2 separate regions of the Homo sapiens genome follow, and region 1 is linked to region 2. Evidence: chromatin loops called from intact Hi-C (ENCODE). Cell type or tissue: endothelial cell of umbilical vein. All regions are shown on one strand. Links, peaks and the distances in the headings refer to the core of each region. The heading gives the core; the rest is flanking DNA.

Region 1 (2,919 bases), core at 144-2,643, 180 kb before region 2:
ACCATTTCCAGAGTTACTACCCTGATCTGAGCCATTGCTATCTCTCACCTGGGTTATTACACAGAATTTCCTAACTGATCTCCCTTCTCCCTACCCTACTGAAGCCAGAGCATGTCACTTCTCTGTTCGGAATCATCTGCTGACTCCCCAAGTCACTCAGAGTGAAAAAACAAAGTCAGTATATTGGCCTAAAAATCCAATCCAGCAACCTGCAACCTTCTGTCTCTGACGCCGTCTCCTGATCCCCCTTCCCTTCCTCAATCTACCTGCCCCACTGGCCCCCTTATCTTCCTCCAACAGATTGCTGTTGCCTAGAATTCAAGATCATTCTCTCTTTAAACCCTACTCAATAATTTTCATCTTCCTGGGCACACAGGCCCTAAAACTTAGAGAACAATTTTTTAATAATTCCGCAGACTCTGCTCTTCCAGCTCACACTTTTATTCCAGGAATCCTGCCTTTTGATGATTGCTTTATACTCTGTTGGACTGAACCTTTCCCATTACATGTGTGCCTGCCCCTCACTCCAAAAAGGTGATTTCCTCCTTGAAAACTGGAACCAAGCTTTTTCATTAATTTGCATTCTTCCCAGAGCCTTGCACATCACCAAGTCCTGATAGGTTAACTTGGGTAGTGCAGAGGCAGGACCTTAGGTCCTGGGTGGGCTATTCCCATGTTTCAATGTGAGTAATTACTTCATTCACGACATGTAAACTGAGCACCTACCAAGTGCCAGGACCTGATGTGGGTACAAGAGTAAATGTGACATGATCCCAGCTCTCCACACTTCTCATAGAAGGGATTTTCAGTCATATGCATTAGAATCATCTGAAGGGTTTAAAAAATAAAGCTATAGCTATAGGCATCCATTTGATATAGCTATACATTGGATATAGATATAGATGGCACATACAGGTACAGATAAACATATGTGGAGCCCCATCCCAGGCCAGCTGAATCACAATCTTCAGAAGTAGGGTCCTGATAGACACGTATTTTCAGAGCTCCACCACCGAAGGTGGCTCCTGTGAGACTCTGGTCCTGTCTCAGGCTAGTGGAGCTGGTGAGACCACACTAGAAGATGATCCAAAGGCAGAGGGGTGTTGGGCGACCCCTACAGGAGCAGAGCTGATATGGGACAGATGAGGGCAACTAGTCAATTTTGTTTAAGAACTGAAACTGGTATCAAGCACCGGTCACCCTGCTGGGGACCCTTGGAAAGGAGGGCAGCTATGTCTCTTTCCGGATTTCAGTGCATGATTTCTGAAAAAGGCTCAAATACTTAAATGATTGGGCTGATCTTTACTAGATATTAATTCAGATCACATCACCTCTCTGTTTAAAACCCTCCAATGGGCTGGGTGTGGTGGCTCATGCCTGTAATCTCAGCTCTTTAGGAGGCCGAGGCGGGCAGATCACTTGAGGTCAGGAGTTTCAGACCAGCCTGATCAACATGCTGAAACCCCATCTCTACTAAAAATACAAAAATTAGCCAGGCGTGGTGGCGGGCGCCTGTAATCCCAGCTACTCAGGAGGCTGAGGCATGAGAATCTCCTGAACCTGGGAGGTGGAGGTTGCAGTGAGCCGAGATCACACCACTGCACTCCAGCCTGGGCAATAGGTTGAGACTCAGTCTCAGAAAAAATAAAACAAAACCTTCCAATGGCTGCCCGTTTCACTCAGGGTGAGGGTCAAAGTCATTTCAATGCTCACAAGGTCCCCATCGTGTCTCTGACTGCATCGCCTCCCAGTCTCCCTCTCGGATATTCCTGGCCACCTTACTGCTCATTGTACCCACCAGGTGTGTTCCTTCCTGGGGCCTTTGCACCAGCTGTTTCCCCTGCCTGTAACACCTTTCCCCTGACAACCACATAGCTAATTTCCTCTCCTCCTTTAAAGTTTCTTTTAGATGCCAGCTTCATAATGAGGCCCACCCTGCATATGCTGCATAAAGAATTATCCTGAAACTTAGTGGATTAAAGCAACAAACATTTATTATCCCATAGTTAATGTGGATCAGGAAATTTGGAAGGAGCGGATGAGTAGCTGTGCCTCAAGGTCTCTCAGGAAGCCACAGTCCAGGTGCCATCCAGGCTGCAGTCATTGAAGTGTTCCCTGGGCAGGAGGGTCCTCTAAGCTCCTGGCACTGGCTGTTAGCAGGAGGCCTCGGTGCCTCCCCATTTGGGCACTTCTCACAATATGGTGGCTGGCTTTTTCTAGATTTAGTGACCCAAGAGAAAGGCAGAGGCCATTATATTTTATGACCTAGATTCAGAAATGATGTATCAGTATTTCTGCCCTATTCTATTGGCCACACAGACCAACTGTGGCACGGTGGTGCAAGGGGCTACCCCAGTGTGTGAAGACCAGAAAGTGGGGGTCATTAGAGCCTACTCTGAAGGCCAGCCCTGACCAACCATCTTATTCTAAGTGGAAATTCATCACCTACTGCCGGCATTCCCGATTCCCTTTACCTAATGCTCAGTTTGTCCTTTCTTTGGCACTTTCACCTTCCTACACATGAAATGATTTAGTCGTTTATCGTGTATTAGCTTAATACCCATCTCCCACACAGCTGGAGTCACAAGGGAAGGGACTTTTGTCTTTTACTTCTTGCAATATCCCAGGTCCTAACACAGTGGGTGGCATATGGTAAGTTCTCAGTAGCTGTTTATTAAGTGAATGAATGAATGTCTCCTTAACACAGGGCGCAACATTTATAGAAACATTGAGATGATCTCCAGTTCTCTTCTGTGACAGCCCCTGGACTCTGAACCTTCACTATTACTTCTAAGGTATCATTTTAAGGATGCAGTATAACAGATGGCAAAGAGCTTCTTTTCTGCTACCCATGGGCCCGATATTCAGTCTGTGGACAGTTCTGTAATTCATTCTTTCACTCACTTTACACATATTTAT
Region 2 (2,919 bases), core at 181-2,680:
AGCAAGATGTTGTAATTAGAATGGTGATGAAAAAGTGTGAACATACACTGTCAATAGGGGAGTGGAAGGCACAGGTACTCTCATGCATTTTTTAAAATAAGAGCTTTATCGAGATAGAATTCACATATCATAAATTCATCCGTTTAAAGTATAAAATTCAGTGGGGTTTAGCATATTTATAGATGTAGGAGCATCACCACTATCTGAATTCAGAACATTTTCGTCACACCGAAATGAAATCCTGCACCCAATACCACTTACTCTTTAGCTCCTTCCTTCCCCCAACCCCTGGTGACCATTAATCGATTTCTGTATGGATTTGCCTATGCTAGATATTTCATGATATAGGAATCATATATTCTGTGGTCTTTTGTGGCCTTCTTTCACTTAATATTCTCAAGGCCTCATATATTCTTGATAGAGTATGAATTGGCTCGATATTTGAAGGAAAATATGTCAATATCAATCAGAACTTAAAGTACATGTACTCAGAAATTTTATATCCAGGAATTAATCTTTCAGAAATACTTCCACAGACATAAAAATAGTTATACAAAGACATTTAGTGCAGCATTGACAAAGACTGGAAAAACTCTAAATTCCATCAGTTAGAGAGGCCTGGTTGAACAGATTGTGGTTCACCTCTGCAGTGGAGTGCTATGCATTCATGCACAGATTGAATCAGTCCTGTATGGAATGGCGTGGAATGATCTCCAGAATTTATTGATAAGTGAACATGAGGGAACAAGACAAGGTACAGAGCAGTGTGTGAAGTTCTATCTATGTAAAAATATGTATATGTTATGTTTACGTGTGTATATGTATTTATGTGTGTGTGTGTGTGAGTGTGTGTGCGTGTGGAGAGAGAGAGAGAAACGGAGCAAGAAGAATATCTATCTCCGGTAGGAAGTCTAAAAATGCACTAGCAGTGGTTATCTTCAGGGAGGGAAAATGGGGGTCTGGAGACAGGGAGCGGAAGAGAGGAAGGGTATTGTTTGAAATTTACTTACCAAGTACACAGATTCTGAACATTTTAAATAGAGATGTGTATTAGGCAGCCACATGGGCATATTAGGGTCTGGGGACCACGCAGGAAAACCCACAGCCTCTTTCCTGCAGGGTTTTGTGGTCAGTCACAGTGGAGACTGACACCCCTGTAAAGACAAGTTTCAGTGAAACATAAAGATCTGTAATTTGAAGCTCAAAGATTTCTGTTCTTATCTTGCCAGAGGCCTGTTTTCACCTGCACAGCATTTCTACCTGCCCATGAAAGGCAGACTTACGCACTTTGATGTCAAAGACCAACCAGAAAGGTAACTTTAGAGATGCTCACCCGAACGCCCCCTGTGCACTGCCTCTCTTCAATGATCCTGACCTCATCGTACCTTTTGGGAGTGGCTCTGAGTCTGTGTTTCCACCACTGACTCCTTTGAAGAAGATCGTCAGCCTTGGGTCTGGAATGTAGCCCATTAATGTTCCCCTTGACCTTTGGTGGAAACGCTGCCATTTCCTGTCCTGGTTCCTCATCTTCTCTCATGTGCCTAAACACTGACCCCAAGTGGGAGAGAAGATACAGTCAAGTTCTTCGCCTTGACACTGTTCTCTGCAAAGTCAAAGTCACTTTCAGTCTTGATTTTAACCAGAGCTTATTTCCTCCCACCAGTGTTGGGATGAAAGTCAAAGATGAAGTGAAAGACAGATTGTGTAACTTTTATTTTTAAAAGAGTGTTTAATTTTGGAAGGTATGATTAATATTTCAATACTGCTTCTAATGGCTTCATTTATTTTTTTTTCAGCCAATAAGAAGTGAGAAATCCTGTCTCCGTAGCCAAAATCTCATATAATTCCTCCCCAGCAATACAGAAGTCTCTCTGTTGCTACCTAGAGTAAAAATGTCAATACACATCATGTATTAAAATTCACCTGTATTTTCTCAACACCTTTTCGATATCTTTCCAAATTGCTTTAGTAATCTCTGGCATCAAGAACTGGTAAGAGTATGTGGCATTTTCCTTCCTGTTTGAGTAACACCTATTAAGAGAGGTGGCAATTAAAATCAAATTGTAATTTTTAAACCTTAAGGGAAGCTATTGCAGTATTGCTAAGAACATTCAGTTACCGGTATGTTAGCTAACACCTACACCCGCTGCGATTAGCGATGAAACAAACTTCTACGGACCTTAAAAAACCAAACGTCTCCTTTAAAATAATCATCCTATGAGTAAACAGTCCTGTTCACACATGTATATGAGATGTCATCCTTTCTTTGCCGTTACAGCGCTCCGCCTTGCCAATGCTGCTGAGCACTGACTCACTCACAGGGCATTTGGAAGGTGGGCGATTTGTTCCTGCAGCATCATTGCACTCCAAATGTGCTGAGAATGGATGTAGCCTCCAATGCTGCCGTGCCAGCAGCAGCTTAGATCAGAGGGATCAGCAGAGGCTATTGTCCATTCCTCAGCAATGCACTTGACCTTGAGAGCTATATAGAATGGAAGGAAACCCACTAAAGCCAAATTCATGTCCTAAGATTTATATCCTTTTTAGGGATCCCACCCCTGGAACGTAATTCAGGTCCAAATCCTCTTCTTCTCCTTTCCAACTGCCACTGCCTTAGAGTAGTGGACTTATCTCCACCTGCACATTTTAGAGTCACTTGGGGCAAGGCAGGGGGCAGACGTTAAAACATACCAGTGTCAAGGTACCATCCCAGAGACTCTAAATTAATTAGTCTGTGTTGTGCCTGAAATGAGTACTTTTTAATACCTCCCTAGGTATTTCTAAAGTACAGCTAGGACTGGAAACCACTGGAGTCCAGCACAAGCCTTTCTCATTTCTTTCCTGGTTTATGGCAAATGCCTCCTGAATGCCCTTCATCTTTTGTGCCTGAGGCTAATCACCTTTAATGTGTTATAATGA

What was found. A loop is a pair of places that touch in the nucleus more often than their neighbours do. Peaks named below come from ENCODE experiments on the same cell type or tissue, not always from the same donor. Only the 100,000 strongest peaks of a DNase experiment are listed, where the experiment ranks them.
Region 1: a loop joins it to region 2, with 2.3 times the contacts of the local background. A loop is called at or near these places in 4 of 110 quality-filtered maps.

What each region holds. Positions count from the first base shown.
Region 1 is chr5:74,210,710-74,213,628 of GRCh38, reverse strand. No RefSeq gene overlaps it. Among named protein-coding and RNA genes, the nearest start is that of LINC01335, 96 kb to the left of the region's middle. In endothelial cell of umbilical vein, for the core only: a CTCF peak has its summit at 1,116 (motif pointing left); a DNase peak (open chromatin) is centred at 1,098.
Region 2 is chr5:74,034,323-74,037,241 of GRCh38, reverse strand. LINC02122 (long intergenic non-protein coding RNA 2122) reads left to right here. Exons shown (of 3, transcript NR_183289.1): 3 at 1,230-2,919. It overlaps LOC124901003 (a long non-coding RNA gene), which reads right to left. Exons shown (of 3, transcript XR_007058820.1): 2 at 1,924-2,031; 3 at 1,465-1,548. Among named protein-coding and RNA genes, the nearest start is that of LINC02122, 67 kb to the left of the region's middle. RefSeq lists an enhancer at 946-2,145. In endothelial cell of umbilical vein, for the core only: a CTCF peak has its summit at 1,551; a DNase peak (open chromatin) is centred at 1,451.